Linked DNA regions of Homo sapiens: all the other regions are linked to region 4. A link is a contact called in ENCODE Hi-C or POLR2A ChIA-PET data. All regions are on one chromosome and are shown on one strand. The core of a region is the stretch at or near the end of the contact, and the rest is flanking DNA. Distances in the headings are between cores, read along the strand shown. Region 1 holds the start of ARHGAP1 (Rho GTPase activating protein 1). Region 2 holds the start of PRDM11 (PR/SET domain 11). Region 3 overlaps ATG13 (autophagy related 13). Region 4 holds the start of PHF21A (PHD finger protein 21A).

What was found. A loop is a pair of places that touch in the nucleus more often than their neighbours do. ChIA-PET counts read pairs that join two places held with the same protein, here RNA polymerase II (POLR2A). Pooled maps may share reads with other maps.
Region 1: a loop to region 4 is called in a map of CD8-positive, alpha-beta T cell, with 13 times the contacts of the local background. The contact joins the promoter of ARHGAP1 here to the promoter of PHF21A in region 4. A Hi-C loop is called at or near these places in 5 of 168 maps with a recorded cell type or tissue (CD4-positive, alpha-beta T cell, CD8-positive, alpha-beta T cell, PC-9 and 2 more), 2 of 37 single-sample maps with no recorded cell type and 17 of 50 pooled maps.
Region 2: a map of naive thymus-derived CD4-positive, alpha-beta T cell shows a loop between it and region 4 (6-fold over the local background). The contact joins the promoter of PRDM11 here to the promoter of PHF21A in region 4. A Hi-C loop is called at or near these places in 1 of 168 maps with a recorded cell type or tissue (naive thymus-derived CD4-positive, alpha-beta T cell) and 11 of 50 pooled maps. POLR2A ChIA-PET finds 5 or more read pairs at or near these places in 3 of 52 experiments (CD8-positive, alpha-beta memory T cell, H1 and HepG2).
Region 3: POLR2A ChIA-PET joins it to region 4 with 10 read pairs in activated T-cell. The contact joins the enhancer-like site here to the promoter of PHF21A in region 4. POLR2A ChIA-PET finds 5 or more read pairs at or near these places in 2 of 52 experiments (HepG2 and activated T-cell).

Annotation. Positions count from the first base shown.
Region 1 is chr11:46,698,085-46,703,692 of GRCh38, forward strand. ARHGAP1 (Rho GTPase activating protein 1) reads right to left here and starts at 2,535. Exons shown (of 13, transcript NM_004308.5): 1 at 2,467-2,535. It overlaps ZNF408 (zinc finger protein 408), which reads left to right and starts at 2,947. Exons shown (of 5, transcript NM_024741.3): 1 at 2,947-3,015; 2 at 3,315-3,592; 3 at 4,620-4,681; 4 at 4,900-5,159. The coding sequence starts at 2,964. RefSeq lists a silencer at 2,291-2,410 and an enhancer at 2,741-3,030.
Region 2 is chr11:45,144,217-45,149,675 of GRCh38, forward strand. It overlaps PRDM11 (PR/SET domain 11), which reads left to right and starts at 2,423. Exons shown (of 8, transcript NM_001384648.1): 1 at 2,423-2,661. LOC105376652 (a long non-coding RNA gene) reads right to left here and starts at 2,567. Exons shown (of 6, transcript XR_931241.3): 1 at 838-2,567. RefSeq lists silencers at 2,824-2,903, 2,984-3,173.
Region 3 is chr11:46,654,363-46,660,543 of GRCh38, forward strand. ATG13 (autophagy related 13) reads left to right here. Exons shown (of 19, transcript NM_001346311.2): 8 at 1,871-1,911; 9 at 2,733-2,829; 10 at 3,162-3,260; 11 at 5,030-5,123. Among named protein-coding and RNA genes, the nearest start is that of ATG13, 40 kb to the left of the region's middle. Within about 2 kb of position 4,114, at least 2 of the 41 ENCODE cell types and tissues checked have a DNase peak (open chromatin) inside an H3K27ac peak, as active enhancers do.
Region 4 is chr11:46,119,084-46,124,913 of GRCh38, forward strand. It overlaps PHF21A (PHD finger protein 21A), which reads right to left and starts at 2,371. Exons shown (of 19, transcript NM_001352027.3): 1 at 1,852-2,371. It overlaps LOC105376661 (a long non-coding RNA gene), which reads left to right and starts at 3,062. Exons shown (of 3, transcript XR_931252.4): 1 at 3,062-5,830. RefSeq lists silencers at 430-587, 771-830, 901-980, 2,394-2,453, 2,894-3,203.

The DNA of each region.
Region 1 (5,608 bases), core at 1,285-3,784, 580 kb after region 4:
ACATCTTTCTGCACAAAGTAGGTGCTGATGCCATGAAATGATGAGGTAGTATGGAGAGCTGGATTATCATCCTGCCTAAGCCAGTGAGCTGCAAAGATGCTGAGCAAGTCCTTTTCCTACTTGGGCCTAAATTTCCTCCTCTGTAGAGGCAATGGCGCCTCCCAGAAATATAATTCTCCAGTGTTCAGAAATACTTTGTGCTGCAGTGAACAACAGGATTAGAAGGAGCAGCCGGGGCCGGGCACGGTGGCTCATGCCTGTAATCCTAGCACTTTGGGAGCCCAAGGTGGGTGGGTCACCAGAGGTCAGGAGTTCAAGACCAGCCTTGCCAACATGGTGAAACCCCATCTCTACTAAAAGTACAAAAAAAAAAAATAGCCAGGCATGGTGGTGGGTGCCTGTAATCCCAGCTACTCAGGTGGCTGAGGCAGGAGAATCACTTGAACCCAGGGGGTGGAGGTTGCAGTGAGCTGAGATCAAGCTACTTCACTCCAGCCTGGGCAAAAGAGCAAAACTCTGTTTCAAAAAAAAAAAAAAAAGGAGCAGCTGGGAGCTGGGGTGGATGTGAAGGAGGGAGAAGGACACCATCTAAAAGGGAGCTGAACTTGAACTTCACCTCTTTTCCAGTGACTGCTCTTCTATGCTGTCAGTTCTTCCAGACATGACCTCCCTCAACGCCCCCACATAACCTCCTTTCCCAGCATAACTAAGCCCAGTGGTTCCCATCTCCCAGTCAGACTGGCCCCTCCCACTACCCCCAACCCACAGTTTAACTTCTGAGCCTGGAAGTTAAACTCCCATTCAGTGGGAGGGTGAGGAAGCTAGCACAGGGAAATTCTAACATCAAGTAGTAGAAATGAAGTATCCTGCCTGTTTAAGACACCAGCCACCCACAAGCCTGCTCTACTCTGTGCAAAATACACCCAACTCTGAGATTAATTTTTCCATTCTCAGCAGGTAAACCTTTACAAAAATCTTAAGGATCACCTTAGGCAATCACTTTTAGGAAGTTGTAGACTTTTCTGAAATTGGTAACATGTGTGGACTTTTTCCCTAAGAAAACTTAGGAGATGTATGCAATTTTAAGAGGTTCATACACCTTCTGAGAATCACTGTTTAAGAACTTCTGGTCTATTCAGAATGACACCTGATATATAGTAGATGCTATCATTTGTTGAATGAATGAACCAATTAATTCATCTCCTAAGTAAAGAAGGGAACCCACACTTGTTGAGGGCCTATATAGGACCATGAACTGGGGACACAAACTCAACCTCACGATAGCACTGATGAGGCATGTTCTACTAAGCTCATTTTACAGTGAGGAAAGAGAGGACCAGCCGGGCACGGTGGTTCACGGCTGTAATCCCAGCACTTTGGGAGGCCGAGGCGGGCGGATCACAAGGTCAGGATTTGGAGACCAACCTGGCCAAGATGGTGAAACCCCATCTCTACTAAAAATACAAAAATTAGCCGGGTGTGGTGGCGCGCGCCTGTACTCCCAGCTACCTGGGAGGCTGAGGCAGAAGAATCGCTTGAACCCGGGAGGCGGAGGTTGCAGTGAGCCGAGATCACGCCACTGCACTCCAGCCTGGGCGACAGAGTGAGACTCCGTCTAAAAAAAAAAAAAGAAAAGAAATCATATTCTCAACGTTGGAATCGGCCTCCCAGTTGCAAATCCCACCACAATACAACAGCAATTACAACTCTCAACTACAATTATGTTTGCATAGAGCTTCACGGTTTACAAAGCCCAGGTTACGTTTTGCAATTATCCTGTTTCACAGATTAAGAAGTTGAACTGAGGCCGGGCGCAGTGGCTCACGTCTATAATCCCAGCACTTTGGGAGGCGGGGGCGGGAGGATCACGAGGTCAGGAGTTCGAGACCAGCCTGGCCAACATGGTGAAACCCTGTCTCTACTAAAAATACAAAAATTAGCCGGGCGTGGTGGCGGACGCCTGTAATCCCAGCTACTCAGGAGGCTGAGGCAGGAGAATCGCTTGAATCCGGGAGGCGGAGGTTGCAGTGAACCGAGACTCCAGCCTGGGCAATAAGAGTGAAACTCCGTCTTAAAAAAATAAATAAGTTGAACTGAAAGCGTGGCCTAATAAGTGGCAAGGAGGAACACTTCCCCCAAATTTCTTCTTCTTAGTGCTTTGCCAGATCAGATCTGGGAGATTTCCCCCTCCCGCCGGCTTGCTGGATGACAGCGATCCGGCCTGGACTCTGCCCTGGGGAAGGCAGGAAGAAGGTAGTGAAAATGATTAAGTCCTCTTATTGCAGGCGCCAAAATGGGGCAGAAACCCTGCAGGAAGGCCAGGCCTCTGAGCCCAGTTCCACCCCCGTTCCCCTCCTCGGATCTGCTCCGGTCCTCCCCATCCGGACCCCATCCCTTCGGACGACCTGGCCAGCTCCTTTCCTTTCCCCATCCCCACCCGGGGAGACCCCGCGCCCAGCAGCTCACCGCGCTCGGGCACTGCTCCCTCTGCCACGCCTGTCAAGGCTCGGCAAACATCCGGCTCCGCGGTGGAACGGGAACCGCCCCCTCCCGCTCTCTTCTATCCCCAACCATTTCCGCCACACCTCCAACCCACTTCCGGCCCCAAACATGGCCTTTCCAGGAGCCCCGCCCACTTCCTGCACATGCCCGCCTAAGTTCCTGCCTCGGGGAGGTAACAGCATAACTGTCCGACTCGTCGCTCCCAAAGAGATGGCTGGAACAATTAGTTCCGCTTTCCCAGCTAGTCGAATCACTGGTGCACCTCCGGAATCCGAGGTTCGCATTGCTCTCGGACAGAGTTCTGCCTCCCCAGTACTCCCAAACTCCCAGTCCTGTGCACCAATGAGGTCCAGCTCTGAGGCTTCTTTCCTGAGAAAAAAATTTGGAAGTCCGTGACTGTTTCCTGGAGGAGCTGAGAAGAGGAAGCTCACTTCCGGCGTAGGGAGGCTTTCTGACCCGGAATGGAGGAGGCGGAGGAGCTGCTCTTGGAGGGGAAGAAGGCGCTGCAACTCGGTGAGTGACCTGCGATGTCCGCGACCCTCAACCTTGGCCCAGGTGGATCTGACGCTCTGTGGTCAGCTTTCTCCTCAGTCTTCTCTCCTCCGGATCCCAGGATCCTCCAGTGCCCTCAGAGTCGCTGGGGGCTTCTGAAGAGCCCTTGAGCCTCCTCAAAACTTTCAGGGCCCTCCTTAGAGCCCTCACCTGTCCCTCGGGCTCCGCAGGCCCACCTGGACCTGCGGTTTCCTCCCACACTTTTCCCCACCTCCCACCTTCTTGGGTGGCTCCCTCACTGTCTTCCCTTCTCTCTGCAGCCCGCGAGCCGCGCCTGGGCCTGGACTTAGGATGGAACCCTTCCGGAGAAGGCTGTACGCAGGGCCTCAAAGACGTCCCACCCGAGCCGACCCGAGACATCCTCGCTTTAAAGAGCCTTCCCCGGGGCTTGGCCCTTGGCCCCTCACTCGCCAAGGAACAGCGCTTGGGGGTCTGGTGTGTCGGGGACCCCCTGCAGCCCGGCCTGCTGTGGGGGCCGCTGGAAGAGGAGTCTGCCTCCAAGGAGAAGGGCGAGGGAGTAAAGCCACGGCAGGAGGAGGTATTGAAGGATAGAGCGACTTCCCTCCGCCCTTGAAAATGTAGGGGAGGTTTGGACATTGCTAGACAGCTTTTCAATTTGAAGAAAGAGAGTATTTCAAGAGATAGGAGATAGTCTTGTCCCTTCTCTTCAGGACTGTCTCCTCTCAGCAGCAGTAGTTAAAGAATCGAGGTTTGAAAAGTTGTTGAAAGCTGGAATCATACAGTGTCAGCAGTGAGTGAGGAAGGTCAAGAGCTAAGGTTTTTGGAATTAAGAAAGCATGGGATCAAATTCCAGCTTTGTCACCTAGCTGGTTAAATTACGTGCCGCATTTAATTCATCTGTGAAACAAAGCAGTGGCTCTCTTGGGATTATATGGAGGAGCTGATGAAATAGTGAAGATAAAAGGTTTCACTGCACAATAAGTACCATTTTATTTTATTTATTTTTCTTTTTTCTTAGACAGTCTTGCTTTGTCGCCCAGGCTGGAGTGCAGTGGCACGATCTCGCCTTATTGCAACCTCCACTTCCCAGGTTCAAGTGATTCTCATGCCTCAGCCTCCCGAGTAGCTGGGATTACAGATGTGCACCACCACACCCAGCTAATTTTTGTATTTTTAGTAGAGACAGGGTTTCACCATGTTGGTGAGGCTGGTCTCAAACTCCTGGCCTCAAGTAATCCGCCTGCCTGGGCCTCCCAAAGTGCTGAGATTACAGGTGTGAGCCCCCGCGCCTGGCCCAATAAATACCATTTTAAAAAGCTGGTGTTCCTTATTACTTTTTCTGTTTAGTACTCACTGGAAGACAGTAATGTGTTCAATTTAGTAATTCTCCATACCCTTGGGAGGGAGGTGAGGAGACAGACTTTTTGGTCCTTACTGAATGAAGAATCAGACAGCACTGTCCTGTTAGAGGAGAACCAGAGGCTTCTAACCTTCCAGGAGTTTCATCTTAAATTTGTCCCAGGAAAGTTTCATCTAGTTTCTTTTTTTATTCCTACCCGACCCCTCGAACACATTTGAGAAGGACTTTTGTTGGTTTATTTCAGAACCTGTCATTAGGCCCATGGGGAGACGTGTGTGCCTGTGAGCAGAGTTCTGGCTGGACTAGGTAAGTCAGAGGAGAGTGTGTCGTTCCTTTGAGGTTTTCTGTTGTGGTTTGGGATGGAACCCGGTGCTGACTGTCATTTCCTATTCAGTGCTCTTTTGCAGTGAATGTTCCAAAGGCACGGCGTCCTTTAGGACCCAGACTGCTTGGGGACTGGGGCTTTCGGGGAAGACCACTTGAATAGTGAGCATCTCCTAGCTGGCTGTTACTTTGCTTTGCAGCTTGGTACAACGGGGCAGGCTGGAGAGTGAGGGAAATGTGGCCCCAGTGCGGATCAGCGAGAGGCTTCATCTGCAAGTGTACCAGCTGGTGCTGCCAGGCTCTGAACTGCTGCTGTGGCCCCAGCCTTCCTCTGAGGGCCCAAGTCTCACCCAGCCTGGGCTGGACAAAGAGGCAGCTGTAGCAGTGGTGACAGAAGTGGAGTCTGCTGTACAGCAGGAAGTGGCCTCCCCTGGGGAGGATGCAGCAGAACCTTGCATAGGTATGTGTCAAATAAATGCTGGTTTCCCAGCAATTTCCCCACCAAAACAACCTGTTGATAAGACAAAGCAGAGTTTATGGCTCATTGCGGTAAGGAAGGACACTATAGAGTCTTAGTAGCTTTTCAAAATCTGTTTTAAGGTGGATCTTTCAACATGGGATAGGAGGGTGGGGCTTGATTAGTATTGGGTAAGGATTATGACTGAATAGCTTAGGGTTGGTACATACAGCAAGGCTAGAATTTTCAGGCAAGGGACAGTCTCAGACTATGAATTGTCATTCATTGCTTTCTGTTGAAGAGCGACGGGTCTGTTCTTTGGAATAACAATATAGATATTTGCAACTTTTACCTTCCTAAGAGCTTCCTGGAATAGTAAGAAAGAGAGTAAGCTTTGTATGTACACGGTTTCCAGCCTCCCATGTTTCTTCTCTCTGGCGTGGGGGTTCTTT
Region 2 (5,459 bases), core at 1,173-3,672, 970 kb before region 4:
CCATGCAGGAAAACACTGGCCCCCAAAGAGGACAAGTCAAATGCCTCAGGCGACAGGTTGGGACTCAGACCTGGGTCTCTGGATCACACCGCATCTCTTTGCTCCCCACAGCCCCTGGACAAGTCCCAGTGTGACGCCTGAAGCGCTGACTCCCCAGCCTGCAATGCCTGAGGACCCAGTCTCACCCTACAGATGCAGCTGAGGACCTACGGCTTCCTGGCAAAGGAAGCCAGGATAGAAATGGATGGGGAGATTTAAATAGAAAACCAATGCCACAAGAAATTCCCTCCTTACCTCACTTCCAACTTGCCAGCTCATTCTCTTAAAGATCTTTTTGCTCTCTGGAGGATGGGACCACTCCCCTCCTTTATCTACTTCTCTTTTTGCCCTCATCTCCGATATCTCTGCCTCACCCTCTACCCCAGTCACTGCAGGACACATGTCCAACACCCTGGGTACGTTGACGCCTCGAGGTCTTTGCTTCTGCTCTTTGCCTTCCTGGCAATGCCATCCTACCATTGGTGGAAATTCCAGGCCTACCTCTGACATTACTTCCTTGGTGAATCTTTCTCCTCAAAAGGAACAACAAATGGCTCCTTCCTCAGTGCTCTTTTCTCGGCCGGGCACTTGGCATCCAAAACCATGCTCAGTGCAACTGGAGGTGCATTCAGTTCTGAATTAATTGAAGTTATCTGCGAGTGCCTTCATCTCTTGGGCAGACCAAGACCTGCCTGAAGGATCTTGTCATTCTAATCGTGGAACCCCTCCCCCAACCCCCGTCCCCCAGTACCCGACACTCTGCCTGGCACCAAGCAGAGAAATACTCAGGAAACTTACAGTTGCATTGAACCTCATATAACGATAGGGTTGTTACTGTCTCTTGAGCATCTACTGAGAGCAGCTGGGTGCTGGGCCCTTTAAATACACTCTCATGGCTCCTTACACAGAGCCAGGAACGTGGGTATTACTGTGCACCACTTTGCAGATGTGGGAAATAAAGGCTCAGAGAGGTGAAGCCAGTTGCTCCAGATCACACAGCCAGTAACAGGCATGAGATTCCAAGAAGCTGTGTTTGTGACGCCAGAGTCAAGGGAAACAAATGATGTGGTACCCACAGTGCTCCCTCCCTCATCACCCCCACCGCCTCCAGCTCCACATCCAGATTCCAAAAGCCATGAGCACCCCCATCTGACCATGAACGCCCATCTGACCATGAACGCCCATCTGCGGATCGCCAGCAGCAAGGTTGACACGGAACTCCTTCCGCCTTGGGAGGAGGCTTCCCTGGGGTAGTACCCTCTGGGGGCCGTCTGGGCAACTCTTGCAGGGCTTCGTGGATGTTTGGGGAAAGCACTGGACAGCGCCTCGCCCAGGTGCCTTCCTGGGAATCACCAACTGGGGTTTACTGCCCCAATTTTGGAGCTTGCACAGAGCATCCTCCCTTGGTAGGAGAGACGTCGCCATTGGGCCACAGGACTTGTAGAGGACGCCACGAGAAAGGGGTTGATTGGGGAATGGTTGTCCTGGTTACGCCACCCTGCAGTGTCCCTTGCCCTCCTCCAAGGCTTCCAGCCCCATCGCAACCTGTCAGTTTTCCAGGCGCTCAGGAAAGCATGTCAAGCACTCAAGCACTCTGTGACAATTCCACCCCCGGCCCAGTCTTTCCCTCTTCACCCCCTCTCTGTGATGTCGAATCCCATTTCACAGATGGAGAAACTGAGGAATCGAGCAAGTGAATGCCGCTTAAACATCTTTTCCAAGCCAGCCAGGGACCAGCCCCTCCAGTTCTCAGAATCTCTCTCCCTCTGTAACATATTTTGACTTGAAGAACATGTGCGATTCGTGACTACAAAACCGCAACCCCACATAAAGAGTTAATATTTTTAACGAACCCCAAGCCCCTCACCCTCAGCCTTCGCGGGACGCCTGCGTCTCGCAACTTCAGTTTGTATCTCCAAACTGCTGAGCATTCAAAGGGTTAAATGGGACCGGGAGGGGGCCAGCCGCGGAGCCCTGAAAGGGTTAAAAATCCAAACGCGTCGACTCCCCCCGACTATTTGGTTCCAAATGGACAGCCACGCGACCGGGAGAGCCAGGGAGCCCCCCTCACAATGACTTTATTAAAATTTGAGAACTTTTACTTCTGACCCCAAAAAAGTATCCCAGTTCGAAAGTTCTCTCTTAACCTTTTCTTTTTTTCATCTATTTTTTTCTCGATTTCTCCACGGGCTGGATTATAAAACGCTCCCTCTCCCTTTGGGTTTGGAGAGCCGGGTTCCCCCCTCCGGGCAGGGCGCGGGCCTAAGGGGCCCCGGGAGTTTTCTCCGGGGCCGGGTCGGGACGCGGCTGGTGAGTCCCGGCTCCGGCCCCTGAATTGGGGGGTCCGCGTCTGCCCCAAACGCCGCTTTCTTCCGTTTTCCATGTCATTTCCTGTACTAATAAGATGGTGGTCAAAGCAGGGGAGGAGAGCAGCAGCGAGTCGCCGCCGCCGCCGCGCCGAGGCTGGCGCTGAAACTTTGCCTCGCCGGGGACCAGCGCGCCCGCAGCGCGGCCGCTCCCTCCGCGGGGGCCGCCAGCCGAGGCCGCGCCGCCTCCGCCGAGCCGCCCGCCGGGCCGCTCTCGCCGCCCGGGCCCCGCGGCTGCCGCAGCATTCCCGGGAAGGTGAGTCAGCCCCGGTAGCCAATGTGGCCATTGAAAATGGCTTCGGAGAGCGCTCGGCAGTTTGCCAGCGAGCGCGGGGGCCGCCGGTGCGGGGGCCGGGAGCGGCGGCTGGGGGCGGGGGCGGCCGGGGGTCTCGGCGCGGGCGCGGGGCGGGGGTCCGGACGGCGCCGGCGCGGGGTGGGGGGCGGCCCGCCGTGGCCGCGAGGTGGGTGAACCCTCGGCAGGTAGCTGCCGCCGCCGCGGGAGCCGGGGGCCGCCCTCCGCCTCCTTCCTCCCAGCTCGCTCGCTCCTCGCCTTGTTACAATGTAGCCTTTTCTCTCCGCAAGCGGCGCGCCCGCTGACGGACGTGGCCGCCGACCAATGGGAGTGGCGGCCCGGGCCGAGCGCTCGGAATGAGAACGCGGTGACACGGACGGGGCGGGGCGCGGACGCCGACGCCAGAGGGCTCGCCGCGGCCGCCGGCCTAGTTCTCGCGGACGCCCTCGGCCCCGCGCCGGGGGCTGCTGCGGGGTGCTCGGGGATGAAGGTGGGAGGCGTCCTTTGGGATGCGACGAAGCCTTCTCCATCGCGGTTCGCGATTGCCCGCGAAGCGTGGCCGAGCCGGAGGGCATTTCTGGAATGCGTTTTAAGTGTCAGTTGCGGTGTAGACTCTTCGGGAAACCTCTCCGGAGCGTAGCCTCCACCCCCCACTCGCAGTCCCCAAGGTACTCTCCTATGCAGAAACTGCAGAAACTTAGCGGCCAATGACCTCTCTCCGGTCAAGGCCAGCGTGCTCTAGGCGAGTCGCTGCAAAGAGAATACCAATGTCTTGGGCGATGCTGGTGAAAAATTGCTGGTGTGTGTCTAGAGCCCAGTTGGGAGATGGGGGCTTAGAACCCCCCAGGCTGGGCTGGGATTTAGGGGAGAAAAATGTGAAACGTCTCCTCTTTCCTAGACGTTTGCTTCGTGTGGAGAAAGGCTGTGCTGTATAATTTAGAGTGGCTGTAAGGAAACACACCCAGCCCTTTGTGCGTGGGGCCAGGAGGCAATGATGAGAGATTGCTCTTGGTACCTGGAAACCCTATAAACTTTGGGGGTTTGGGGACAGAAGAATTTTCTGTGGAGCATGATGCCTGTAGCAACCAAGCTGGTCCTTGCCCACATTTCCTCTTGGGAGGGAGGAAGGTTCGGGCTTTCCTAGGGTCATTGTTGGAGGTGTAGGGTCGTAGTTGGGGAGCAGGGCACAGTCTTTGCCCGCCGACTCTCTGAAAGGTGGACAAGCAGAGTTCTATAGGGCACGTGTAGAAACCTTCCCTTCTGGGAATAGAGCCCAGACCTCTTGCTGTATTCAGTTTAATGGAAAGGCTTTCTCTCTTTGAATTCTACCTCCTCCTCATAGTCACTGTCTGACTTTGGACTTCACATCGTTGTCTTTGGCCTCTCTGAGCCTTGTGTCTCCATCCCTGAGTCCAACAAAACCTGCCCGGCAAGGAAGTTGTGAAATTAAATGAGATAGCAAAGATGAAATGCCTGTTCCAGGGCCTGGCATACTGTTTAAGAAGTGTTCTCCCCCAGAATCACGGCAGAAGGTACTGACCTGGGAATATCAGAATTGCCCCCACAGACCCCACCGTGGTCCATCCAGTCTCAAACTGACAGGGCCCCAAGGAACAGCTGGTGGCAGGGTCTCGTTTCCTTCCCTGGTGACGTTCACAAAGATGAGGGACTCCCCTCAGTTGTCCTAGGAGTCCTAGATTGGTCATGATAGCCATCACCTCTGCACTTATGGACTCATTTGACCTGAGTTACAGTTCTGTCGTCTAGACTTCTTGGGTTGATGTGTTCCATCAATTTCTTCTCCTTGGTGTCAAGTAGGATTTCTCCTATTTGGATCTGCCCTCTCCTGGACTTACAGGGAGTTTCCCTGGTTCCAGGTTGTTGGCAAGTATAAAGTAAAGAACACTGGGGTAGGAGTCGGGAGTCCTGCCTGTGGATTCAGCTGCCTTCTTGGCCTGCTCTCTTGGCTGTCTCATAGGCATGACAAACCCACAGTGGCCAAAGGTGTCCATAATCTTCCTCTCTAAACCTCTTCTAGGGCTCTGATCTTGGCCAAGAGCACACTGTCCCACTACTCTTTAAGGCAGAAGCCTTGGTGTCTCTGTCTCTGTCACCCCAATCTACTCCATCTCCAGACCCAGATAACTTTATCCTCTCAAATGAACCCATCCACTTCTCTCCATCCCCTCTTCCCCAGTGTTGTAGTCAAGCCATCGCTGTCTCTCCCCAGGACAACAGCAAGAGCCTCCTAATGTCTACCTGCAGTCACCCCCTCATGGCAGTCAGAGTGATCCATTCCAAATAGGATCATATCAGGCATCCCATTTCCTGCTTTAAACACCTAGAAGTCTTTCCAGTGTGTTGGGGATAAAGAACCAAATTGGTGTAGTGACCTAAAAGCTACCGAATGATCTGGCCCCTGCCCTTGACCTCATCTTCTATCCTCTCCTAGATCTCTCTGAACTCCATACCCCGATCTCTCCTACATAGGCTGGCCTTTCCTCCTCAAATCCTTGAGCTGTTGTCATCTAATGAATAAATTAAGGTTAGCAAAGGGCACAGTGGGATGGGAGTGTCTGGTGGTCCTTAGTGCTTTCCTCTTACTATTTCCGGTTCTTCCATTTCCACAGTAGGTTGACTGGAGCTCTACCTGCGCTTGGGTGGGGGCCCCATGACTGGCTGGTGAATTATAAATGACAGTGATTCACGTCACTTCTGGGCCACAGCATTTAATTGCTGGTGTGAGACCCTCCACAGTGCAC
Region 3 (6,181 bases), core at 2,864-5,363, 540 kb after region 4:
CTGGTCAGGTATGGTGGCTCATGCCTGTGATCCCAGCACTTTGGGAGACTGAAGTGGGAGAATAATTTGAGGCCAGGACCAGGGGCAGTGGCTCACACCTGTAATCCCAGCACTTTGGGAGAATGAGGTGGGAGGATCGCTTGAGTTCAGGAGTTCGATACCAGCCTGGGCAACACACCGAGACCCTGTCTATACTAGAAATAAAAAAACTTAGCTGGGTGTGGTGGCACGTGCCTGTAGTCCCAGCTGCTTAGGAGACTGAGGTGAGAGGATCTCTTGAGCCCAGGAGGTTGAGGCTGCAGTGGGCAGTGGTCATACCACTGCACTCCAGCATGGGCAACACACTGAGACCCTGTCTCAAAAAAAACAGTTGAGGCCAGGAGTTTGCAACCAGCCTGGGCAATAGTTAGACCCTGTCTCTACCAAAAATTATTTTTAAAAAACCCGAAAAACAGGCCAGGCATGGTGGCTTGCACCTGTAATCCCAGCACTTTGGGAGGCTACGGCGGGTGTATCACTTGAGCTCAGGAGTTCAAGACCAGCCTGGGCAATGTGGCGAAACCCTGTCTCTACCAAAAATACAAAAATTAGCCAGGCATGGTAGCGCATACCTGTAGTGCCAGCCATTTGGGAGGCTGAGGCACAAGAATCGCTTGAGTCCAGGAGGTGGAGGTTGCAGTGAGCCAAGATGGTGCCATTGCACTCCAGCCTGAGCGACAGAGCGAGACACTGTCTCAAAAAAAACCAAAAAACAGGTCCGGGCGCAGTGGCTCACGCCTGTAATCCCAGCACTTTGGGAGGCTGAGACGGGCGGATCACGAGATCAGGAGATCGAAACCATCCTGGCTAACACGGCGAAAACCCGTCTCTACTAAAAATACAAAAAATTAGCCGGGCGCGGTGGCGGACACCTGTAGTCCAGCTGCTCGGGAGGCTGAGGCAGGAGAATGGCATGAACCTGGGAGGCGGAGCTTGCAGTGAGCCGAGATTGCACCACTGCACTCCAGCCAGGGCGACAGAGTGAGACTCAGTCTCAAAAAGCAAAACAAACAAACAAAAAAACAGCCGGGCGTGGTGGCATGCGTCTGTAATCCCAGCTACTTGGGAGGCTGAGGTAGGAGAATCGCTTGAACCCAGGAGGCTGGAGGTTGCAGTGAGCCGAGATCATGCCACTGCACTGCAGCCTGGGTGACAGAGCAAGACTCCGTCTCAAACAAAACAAAACAAAACAAAACCAGTGCCTTCTAGTAGCAATCCTAGACCTGTTGGCCACTTTTATTTATATATTCTTTATTTCTCAGTAGGTATAATTTTAAAATACATTTTAGTAGCAGAGAGAAGAAACTTAAATAGCAGTTTCCACTTAATTATTATTTTCCTCATTTCTTTTTTTGAGACAGCGTCTCATCCTTTTGCCCAGGCTGGAATGCAATGGTGCAATCTTGGCTCACTGCAGCGTCAACTTCCTGGGCTTAAGTGATCCTCCCACCTCAGCCTCCCAGTTATCTGGTACTCCAGGCATGCACCATCACACCCGGCAAAATTATTTTTTGTCAATGCAGGGTCTTGCTGTGTTGCCCAGACTGGTCTTGAACTCCTGGCCTCAAGTGATCCTCCCGAAGTGCTGGGATCACAGGCATGAGCCACTGTGCCTGGCCTTATTTTCCTTATTTTTTAACCAACCCACTCTGTACGTCTCCATGCCTGTAGCTTAATTGAAGTAGTAGGAATTACTAATGCTCCATCAGCAGAGGTATTTGAGCAGATGAGTAAGGAAGGCTTTGTTTTATTTTGTTTCTACGTGTTTTGGCTATAGAGGCCCTTAGGAGTAAAGAATCAGGTAACATTTCTTATTTTTTCTTCCATACAGGATATATTTTGGAGAAGTTCAGCTGAGTGGCTTAGGAGAAGGTATGTATCAACGGTTGAAAAACATCGTAGTGTTCAGAGCTCTCCTAACTTCAGAGATGATCTTCGTTTCTACTTGTTATAATATGTAGATTGTCATCTTAATATGCATAATACAAGTAAAGAAAAGATGAGAATGCAGGTAGGTGGTCCAGGTTACCCCTGATCTGCCAGGGTAACCAAATAATTTTTCCCAAAGTTCCAGGAACTCAGTCTTCTTTCTTACTCTTTATAAAACTGTATATTTTCCTAATTTTCTACAGTGAGGATGTTAAATGTTTCTGATGAACAACAAGAATTTTGAAAAATTGGAAATGAAACCAAGAAAATCAGGAAAGCTTTGTTGAAAGTGTCACTTGCAAGGCCTTGGCTCTTTACTTAGCCGTGGAGTGGCAGCTTGGGTGGAAGGCAATTACTTCTTAAACTGAAGTGTTTGTGTGACATTCTAGTGCTCCTTCATTGTCTTTTTTAGCATGTGATGTATCCTTTGCAGGGCTGGTTAGTAGAACTTTCTCAGGCCTTAAAACTAACAGTTATTTTATCTCTTTGAAGGTAGCTTTATCTATAAATAGAGTGCTGTTTCCCTTGCCAATATTGGCTCAATATAGAATACATTGAGAGGGAAGAAACCTATATATACACACACATACACGCACATACACACACACACACACACACATATGAAATTAAGGCTGCTGCACTTAACATGCTAAGTGGATAATGCCAGAGATTACACAATAGGCCAAATAATTCAGGGAAAGACGGTCTGGGGGCAGTGTCAGTATTCTCTGCAAAAGAAGCTAATAATGTATCTCTTCTCCTAGGCTTCCAGACAGTTCGTGTTGGGACAGTGGGCACCCCTGTGGGCACCATCACTCTTTCTTGTGCTTACAGAATTAACTTGGCATTCATGTCTACCAGGTGAGGAAGAGCCCTGGAATCCAAAAGAACTCTTCCGAAAATGTTAAAGTTTTTTTTCTCCTAAACTTTAAGACTAAACCTACAATTCAGCTTTGCTGAAAGCAGTACCTTCAGAAGAATAAAGAGAGAGTGCAGTTGCCAGATTGGAGAATTTGAGTGTCCCAGAGCCAGTTTGTCCAGAACGTAGGATTGGTGGTTTATATTTAGGGATTGTGATAGTTAAAGCTCTGGTAGTGCCTGCCAACAGATGTAAGGTGAGGGGCCCTCTGAGGACTTTGTGGGGGCTGGAAAGGCATTCTAACAAATACTGGAATCTGCTTATTGTATTACAGGCAATTTGAGAGGACCCCACCTATCATGGGGATTATTATTGATCACTTTGTGGACCGTCCCTATCCCAGCTCCTCTCCCATGCACCCCTGCAATTACAGGTGAGGAATGTGAAAAGGTGCTCTCCCAAACTGCAGCTGGGCAGAAGCATCCATCCTGCACAAGCACATGGAACACTTTTCTCAGCACTCACTCTCCAGTGGGCAGGGGGCCACTGATGGAGACCCCACGTGGAGAGAAATCAAATGGGCCAGTTTCCCTTCTTTCTGCTCCCTCTTAGGTACACCAAGACTTAGTATATACAGACTGTCTCAGAAAATTCTTGGGATATTTTGGATCTTGATGTTAGTGATAAGACTTTTCTTGGTGAAACCCCATCTCTACTAAAAATACAAAAATTAGCTGGGCATGCCAGCACATGCCTATAATCCCAGCTACTCAGGAGGCTGAGGCAGGAGAATTGCTTGAACCTGGGAGGCAGAGGTTGCAGTGAGCTGAGATTGCACCACTGCATTCCAGCCTGGGCTACAGAGTGAGACTCCTTCTCAAAAAAAAAAAAAAAGACTTTTCTCAGTTACAAGTTACTTAGAGCCTTAGAAGAGTGGCAGTGATTTGTGGAATATCCTTGACAAATTAATTGGTTTTCAGGTTACCATCTGGCACATTAGTTTCATATCAGAATAAAATGTCTCCAGGTCTAGAACTCAGAAAACAGGGGTTAGACTAGATGTATATCAGGAAGGATAGTACCTTTATGTGATAGACTTGTGAAATTGAATAGGCTTGGCTTTAGGGTTTAGATACTTGTTTCGTGGAGTCTCTACTACTGATAATTCTTTGAAAACCCAGATGTGGCTCCATTACTGGCCTGGCTTAAGAAAATGCTCTCTCAGACCAGGCATGGTGGCTAACACCTATAATCCCGGCACTTTGGGAAGCTGAGATCTGTGGATTGCTCAAGCCCAGGAGTTGGAGATCAGCCCAGGCAATGTGGTGAAACACTGTTTCTACCAATTTTTTTTTTTTTTTTTGAGACGGATTTTCACTCTTGTTGTCCAGGCTGGAGTGCAGTGGCATGATCTTGGCTCACCGCAGCCTTCACCTCTTGGGTTCAAACAGTTCTCCTGCCTGAGCCTCCCGAGTAGCTGGGGTTACAGGCATGCGCCACCACGCCCGGTTAATTTTTGTATTTTTAGTAGAGACGGGGTTTCTCCATGTTGGTCAGGCTGGTCTCAAGCTCCTGACCTCAGATGATCCGCCTGCTTCGGCCTCCCAAAATGCTGGAATTACAGGTGTGAGTGAGTCTACCAATTTAGAAAAAAAGAAAAGAAAAGAAAATGCTCTCTCAAATAATAGGTCAGGTAAGATGTTTGGGTTTAAAAAACAGGCTGGATGCAGTGGCTCACACCTGTAATCCTAGCACTTTGGGAGGCTGAGGCTGGAGGATTGCTTGAGCTTAGGAATTCAAGACCAGCCTGGGCAACAGAGGGAGACCCCTGTCTCTACAAAAAATTAAGTTAGCTGAGCATGGTGGTACATTCCTGTAGTCCCAGCTACTCGAGGCTGAAGCAGGAGGATTGCTTGAGCCTGGGAAGGCTGCAGTGAGACATGCCACAGCACTCTAGCCTGGGTGACAGAGTGACACCTTGTCTTAAAAATGAGAAACAAGAACAAAACATTGTCAAACCTCTGAGTGCCACTCTCTGGAATGTTTGAAATTATTGAGGACTCCACATGCCTTTCTTGCCAGTACGAACTGTGTGAAACCGTTCTTAGCACAGGTCCCATCTCTATCTAATCACCTTTTATAGCCTTTCTGAAATTGACTGCCACCACCATAAAATTCATTATTTCTTTCTTTTCACTTTAGAACTGCTGGTGAGGACACTGGAGTAATATACCCGTCTGTAGAAGACTCTCAAGAAGTGTGTACCACCTCTTTTTCCACCTCCCCACCATCCCAGGTAGGGGGAAGCAGGTTCTGGGGTGGTGGTAGTTATTTGGTATATATATGGGCTTTATGAAATGGTGTCCAAATTTAGCTACAATCCCTTTTAATAGTGGTGGTGATTGTTTCAAAGGGGTTACTTTGAGGGGTAAGAGAGAGCCTTCTTGTCCAGAAGATAGTATTTCTAGTCTGTAATTATTCATAACCTTCAAGATTACATTTAGCCCTTACCTTCCTGGTGACATCTTAAAATTCCCTAGAACATCAGTCACAGAATTCCAAATGCATTCTGACACCAGAGATTTTGTCTAACTTACACTTGTTAACTTCATAGCTACTTCTCTATTGAGTGGTAAATTTCATTTCTAATAATGGAAGAGGCCCCAAAGAGCCAAAAATTATTTAGCATAAAATGACAGGGAGAAACCAGTAGTACAGCTTTTCTTTATAGTTGACACAGATTTCTGCTTGTGTGTATTCCTTATCCAGACATTTTTAACCATTAACTTTTCCACTTCAGTCTTCAGTGGCAAACCCAGTTTCATAAAACACAGGCTCCAAACACTGTTGTCAGCTTCCCCAGAGAAAGCACCCCTGTGGTCTTGTTGTGTAATGTGTGTGGCGCCAAGGCTGCTTTGGCTAAACAGTCATTTTTGCAGCTGGCTGAATTGCTGGGGCACATTTCTTGCCTTCCACCACAAGTCACTCATCCTCAGCTTCCTTGCCTCCAGATTCCTCTTCTGCCTGCATTAAGTATTGCTTTCCTCTTTGACTTTCACATTAGATGGTTTCTTCTAGATCTACCTCAGTTCTACTTGCCTTTAAATCAGCCCAGATTCTCCTGTTTCAACTTCTTATTTGGAGGACCAGACAAATTCATTAGCTGTCCATGTGTTTTTATTTACTGTTGTTGTTGGTTTTTTTTTTTTTTCAATTTTTCTTTTTCCCTTTTTTTTTTGAGACGGAGTCTTGCTCTGTCACCCAGGCTGGAATGCAGTGGCATGATTTCAGCTCACTGCAACCTCTGCCTCCCGGGTTCACGCCATTCTCCTGCCTAGCCTCCCGAGTAGCTGG
Region 4 (5,830 bases), core at 1,121-3,620:
CTTCCTTCCCAGAGTGCACAACTGCTTTAAAAAAAAAAAACTTTCATCAGCCCAAATTAATCTGATTCTAATATTCAACTATCCATTATTTATATATAAATGTTCTTCCCTCTCTAACTTTCCCAGCTCGAGCATCTACATTCCTGACACCGACTATTAGCAAAAATGCACAACTCCTTCCCCAGCTATGGGGCAAATCTTTGAAATCTGAAACACAGCCACAAAGTTCACTGTCAAGGCCAGGTGATGAGGCCCACACATGCCCGGACCTTCACTCAGATTTGAAATTCTAGAAATCCAGACTCCCAGAGACATCATTTTAAAAACAACACAATGTGGACGTGCAGAGTGAGATCCTCTACTTCCAGACCTAAACAAAGAATATTTCAACATATGACCGGAATATGATGACACCAGATTCACCAATGAAAACAAAACCTGCCGACCATTAGCAGTCGTACCCTCATCACAACAACTCAACTACTTAGAAATCACTCTCGGCACATCTGCACCCGACAACCGGCCTGTGGCCTTCTCCGGGGGTGCAAGCCACAGACAAAGTTGAAAGAAGGCGTTCTCCTCCGGTGCCCAATCTCGATACCAACCCCTCCCCTACCAGGGCCACCTTGCTGCTACCCACCATCGCGAACGTGGTCAGGGGAAAAAAAAAAAAAAGAAATCCTAACAGCACCGCTCAGCAGAATAAAGAGACCAAAGAGAGGATGACGAGAAGTGTTGGGAACTGCGTGCACGACGGGGCTGGACCAAACGGAAAGAGTCCCACTCCGCGCGCCCCTCCCCCCGGCGGGGGCGCGGGCGGGGGAGGGGCGGCCGCGGCCCCTCTCGGAGCGGCCTGTCCGCCCCGGCCCGCTCGGGGTCCCGGGGGCGCCCCGCGGCCGCCGGCGGCGGGGGCGAATGCGGGAGGGCCGGCCCCGGGGTGAGGGGTGCAGGCAGACTCTCCGGAATAACAAGTTGCAGAAGAAGAAGAATAAGCGGAATTTCCCCAACGCTGCTCCGGCCACCCAAGACAAATGCACCAACACACTCACACTCACACACACACAAACACACACACTGGGGCCCGGCAGCGTCAGCAGCCGCAGCTTTTTTTTTTTTAAACCAGATCCCTCAGTCAACAAACAAGATGGTTTTCCAAAAAAAAATTTTTTTTAATTAAATAAATAATCATAATAAAAACTTCCCCCCGACAGCATCCCGGGGTGGGGTGGGGGGGATGGAGGAGCCCCAGCTACCTCCCCGGCCGAGGGACAGCCGAGGGGGGGCGGGCGAGGCTCCGTGCCCCCCGCCCCCGCCCGCAGCCCCCGGCCGGCCCCCCGCCGGGACAATGTGACGCCCCCTCCCCGCCGCCCCCGGCACGCCGCCTCTGTCACCGGCTCCGGCCCTGCACTCTGCGCCCAGGCTTCCGAGGCTGCTCATAAACTTACTTCCAATTTATCCTGGGGAGGGGTGGAGGGCAGAGGGGAGGGGGGGGAGCCAAGGTTTTCCCATTGTCTTTTTTTTCGGGGGGGAGGTATGGGAAGGGCACGCAGGGGGGCGCCCCGAAGGGGAAGTTATTGCTCAAATCTCAAGTTGACTGAGGGGTCCTGACGAGAACACCCCCCTTTCCCTCCTCCCTCCCACACACCCCTCCCCTCCCCCTACCTCCCCCCACAACAAACTCCAAGCAGGCAGCCCCTGATCCTCCCAGAGACAAACACCAGCGACAAGACAGAGGGAGAGAGGAGAGAGGCAGAGGGGGAAGGGGGAGGGAGGGGAAATAGAGCTACTCCAGAAAAAAAGAGAGAGAGGAGAGTGAGAAGAAGAGAGAATGGAAAAGCTGGGATACTGCACCCTCCTGCTGCTGGCTGGCTGTCCCCCCTGGCAGCTGGAGGCAGGAACTCTGAGCAGGAGAAGCAGGAGGAGGAGGAGGAGGGAACTCTTCTTCATGGGGAGGGAGGGAAGAAGCTGGAGCTGCTGCTGCTGCTTCTGCTGCTGCTCTGGGCCTCTCGCACTTTTTAGATATTAGTGTGTTAAGATGGTAGGTTGTTCCCTTCTCCCTCCTCCTCCTCCTCCTCTCCTCTCCTCTCTCTCTCACTCACTCTCTCTCTCTCTCTCTCTCTGGGCTGTTTCTTTCCTCCTCTTCCCCAGGCAAGGGGGGGTGGGGAGGAGGGGGTTGGGGGGAGGAACTGGATCCTCCTCCTCCTCCAGGAGGGACACACACAGGCCCCGGGCCGGAATCGGGAGGGGGGAATCAGAGCAGCAGGAGAGAAACTGTAGGAGACAAACAAGCCCAACTCTTCATCCTCCTCCTCCTCTCAGCAGCAGCAGCGAGCACCACCAGCCCATTCACCACCCGGCCCCGGGCCGCAGCACCTCCGCCGCCTCAGCCCGGGGATCCCTCCGCCCAGGCCCAGACACACTCGCCCGCGCGGGAGCCCGCCGCGCGGCCCCGCCGGCCCGCCGCCGCCGCCGCCGTGCGCGCCCCCGCCGCTCCCGAGAGCCGGGCGAGAGGGACTGGGGCTGGGAAAGCGGGGACGAGGGCGAGGGGAGAGGAGGCGCCGGGGGAGAGCGGGCCGCGGCGGGGAGGGAGGGGGCCGCCGGGCGGAGTGGTACGGCGGCCGGCCCGGGCCCCCGCGCCTCGGCCCGCGGCTCCCGGGACGCTCGGGTCCCCCCACCGGGGGCGGTGGGGCGTCGGCGGGGGGGGCGACGGGGGCCCGCGGCGGCGCTCGGGCGGGCGGACTACTTGACGTGTCGGTGCGGCGAATTTATTTCACTTTGCCTAAGGAACGGGGTGTGCTGCGGCACCCATTGCCTAGGGAAAAAACCCGGATGTAAAGTGAGTGAAACTAAACTAGAGTGAAGTAGGGCAGCGGCAGCCAAACTCCAGTGCAGCGGCGGCGGCGGCGGCGGTGATGGGGCCGAGCACCGAGCGGCGGCGAAGGCAGCCAAACTCCGGGGCCCGTGCAGCGCCGCAGCTCGGCTCCCGTGCAGCCGCAGCCGAGGCGAGGCCGGAGCCCGCGGCGGCCCCCCCAACTCCGCGGCCCGAGCCCAACTCCCCCCTCCCGCCGGCGGGAGCTGCAAAGGGGCTCCAGAGCGGCCCCAACTCCCTCCAGTGCAACAGCAGTTTGAAGGGGGGGGGGGAAAGCCGTGAGGGGCAGGAGCGAGGAGAAGTGATGGGGAAGCACTGCAATGGGGGAGCGTGGTCCAGGCAACAGGAGAAAGATGCAACCTCAAGTCGAATGCAACATGCAATCCCCGGCCGCCGCTCGCCCGCTCCCTCCCCTCGCCACCCCGCCCCCTTTCCAAATAACTACCCTTGAACCACTTTATTAGCAGTACTTAGTCCAGCACTCGCTCCCGGGAGGGGCGGGGGACGGGGGCCTTCGCTCACCTTTATTTATTGCTGCTTTCTCCCCCCTCTCCATGTTTTTTATTCCTAAGTTCTTTTGTTCTAAGGGGGATGATGGCATTTACTTTTCTGCTTTGTGTAGCAGGGCAATCACTGGGAATCGGCCACGTATAATCCGGCGGTTTGTCATATTTTATTAGTGAAAGTATTTTATGCCTATTCTACCTCCAAGGACTGTAACATGGAGAATTGCAGGGAGGAGAAAAACATCAGAAGAATTCTTGTTTTGAGAGATTTCTTGGCGGGGCGGGGGAGGGCCTTTTTTTTTTTTTTTGGAGGGGGTTTATTTAGATTTTCGAATCGATAGTTTTCAACTTGAAGCTTAACGTTTTTGTATGGATGTATTACCGGATTCTAAACCCCCAACCACAATAAATTTTTTAAAAGTAAAAAATCTTAGATTAAAAAAAACCCCTACTGGACAGTGATATTATCTGATCTGTGCAGCACTCTGGACTTAACATAGTGTTGGCCTTCGAATGTTAAATAACAATAAACCCCAACCTCAACTGAATACAAATGGGGGGGTGGGGGGTTTTGTTTTTAAAGCTCAGCACTTTTGTAGCAACTGCCACTACGCATTTTCCAGGCATTGATTAGCCATGCAACTCCCATAGGCATGAAATCCAGTTTTTGCAGATAAAGAGCAACAGTGGTGAGATGATTTGCCCAAAGTCAAAGTGAGTCATTCGCAGAACCAGAAATAGCCTTGGACTTTACTAGTCACATCTTTTCCATTAAATAATATTTCTATTACCTTGTTATGTATTTTCACAAGAGGTGCTTTGAGATCATTGGATATGAAGGTATTTTTTTACTTTCGTGACCTGCAAAATTAAGTTTAGTTTCTCAAGAAAAAGCAATTTTTAAAAATTCTGATTTCTTAAAAAATAAAATATGGACTTTATGGTACATGTGTAGGCCATTTAGTAGTCTGAGCTTTATGTTAAAAAAAATTCACAGCAGCGAAAGTGTAAGAGTTTGAGAGTGAAAATGAAAATTCCTATAAATGATTCAAGAAGCCTAGATGAACTCATAATGTTGTGAAACTAAACCCATAACGCAGTCAAGATGAATAACGGGAGGACAGGTTGGGTAGTAAGACCCAGCTTTACCATCTAGAGCTAACTGTAATGTATTTAAAATGAGGGAGGGGGTCTTTCAAGCTGGACCCACTGGCCAGTCACTGGAACTATAACCTAATGGTGTGATTTCAAATCATCCCAGGCTATCAACCTTTTTTCATAGGAAGACTGCTTTGGTGTTCTTTCTGGAAAAAGAAGGTAAAATTTTTTTTGGAATTTCATAGAAAAAAATCCAGAACCTCTAATTGTATCATGCTATAGAACTGGGGTTAGCAAACTTTTTCTGTAAAAGCCCAGATAGTAAATATCGTAGATTTTGCATCCCATACAGTCCCTGTCACAACTTCTCCACTCTATGCTGTTATAACCCAAAAGCATCTATACGACAACATGTAAATGAATGAATCTGGCTATGTTCTAATACAATTTGTATTTATAGGCCTTGACATTTGGATTTAATGTACTTTTCACATGTCTTGAAATATTCTTTTGATTTTTTTCAGTCATTAAGAAAAATTTTTTAAAAAGCACCACATTCCCAGTTTGGGGACTTCACAAAACCAGGCAGTGAGCTGGATGGGGCCCACGGGCTGTCATTTACCAATCCTTGCTATAAAAAAAGACTTAAGGTGGACTAACCACTGAACTTGTACCAAAGGGTGCTTGGTTATTAAGATGTGTGGTAGCAACCAAAAATCAATGTTATGCAAAGTCATTGTCTAGATATTTAATTAAAATATTTTTAGCTGAATATAAGAGTGTCTAACACTCCTGTAACTACCAAACTTAATGGAAAAAAAATACTCTGGAAGTATTGCTCCTTCAACTAAGGCACTTTGGGGCAGGCTGCTTAATCTCTGTTAACAGCCTCAGTTTTCCTATCTTGTAAATTGCAGCTTAGAATACCTACTTCCAGCCCCGGGCAAGGTGTTGCATGCCTGTAATCCCAGCACTTCGGGAGACCGAGGCTGGCGGATCCCTTGAGCTCAGGTGTTCAAGACCAGCCTGGTCAACATGGTGAAACCCTATCTCTACAAAATGTGCAAAAATTAGCTGGGCATGGTGCCACGCACCTGTAGTCCCTGCTACTCTGGAGACTGATGTGGGAGGATCACTTGAGCCCAAGGGGTTGAGGCTGCAGTAAGCTGAGATTGCTCCACTGCACTCCAGCTGGGTGACAGAGTGAGGCCCTGTCTCAAAAACAACAACAAAAACCCTACTAAGTAGGGCTCTCGAGAAGACTGAATAAAATAATTCATGTAACGTGCTTAGCACAGTCCTGGCACATAGAACTGTATAATGCATTTTCACTGTGCCCTTAAATTCATTTTCTTAG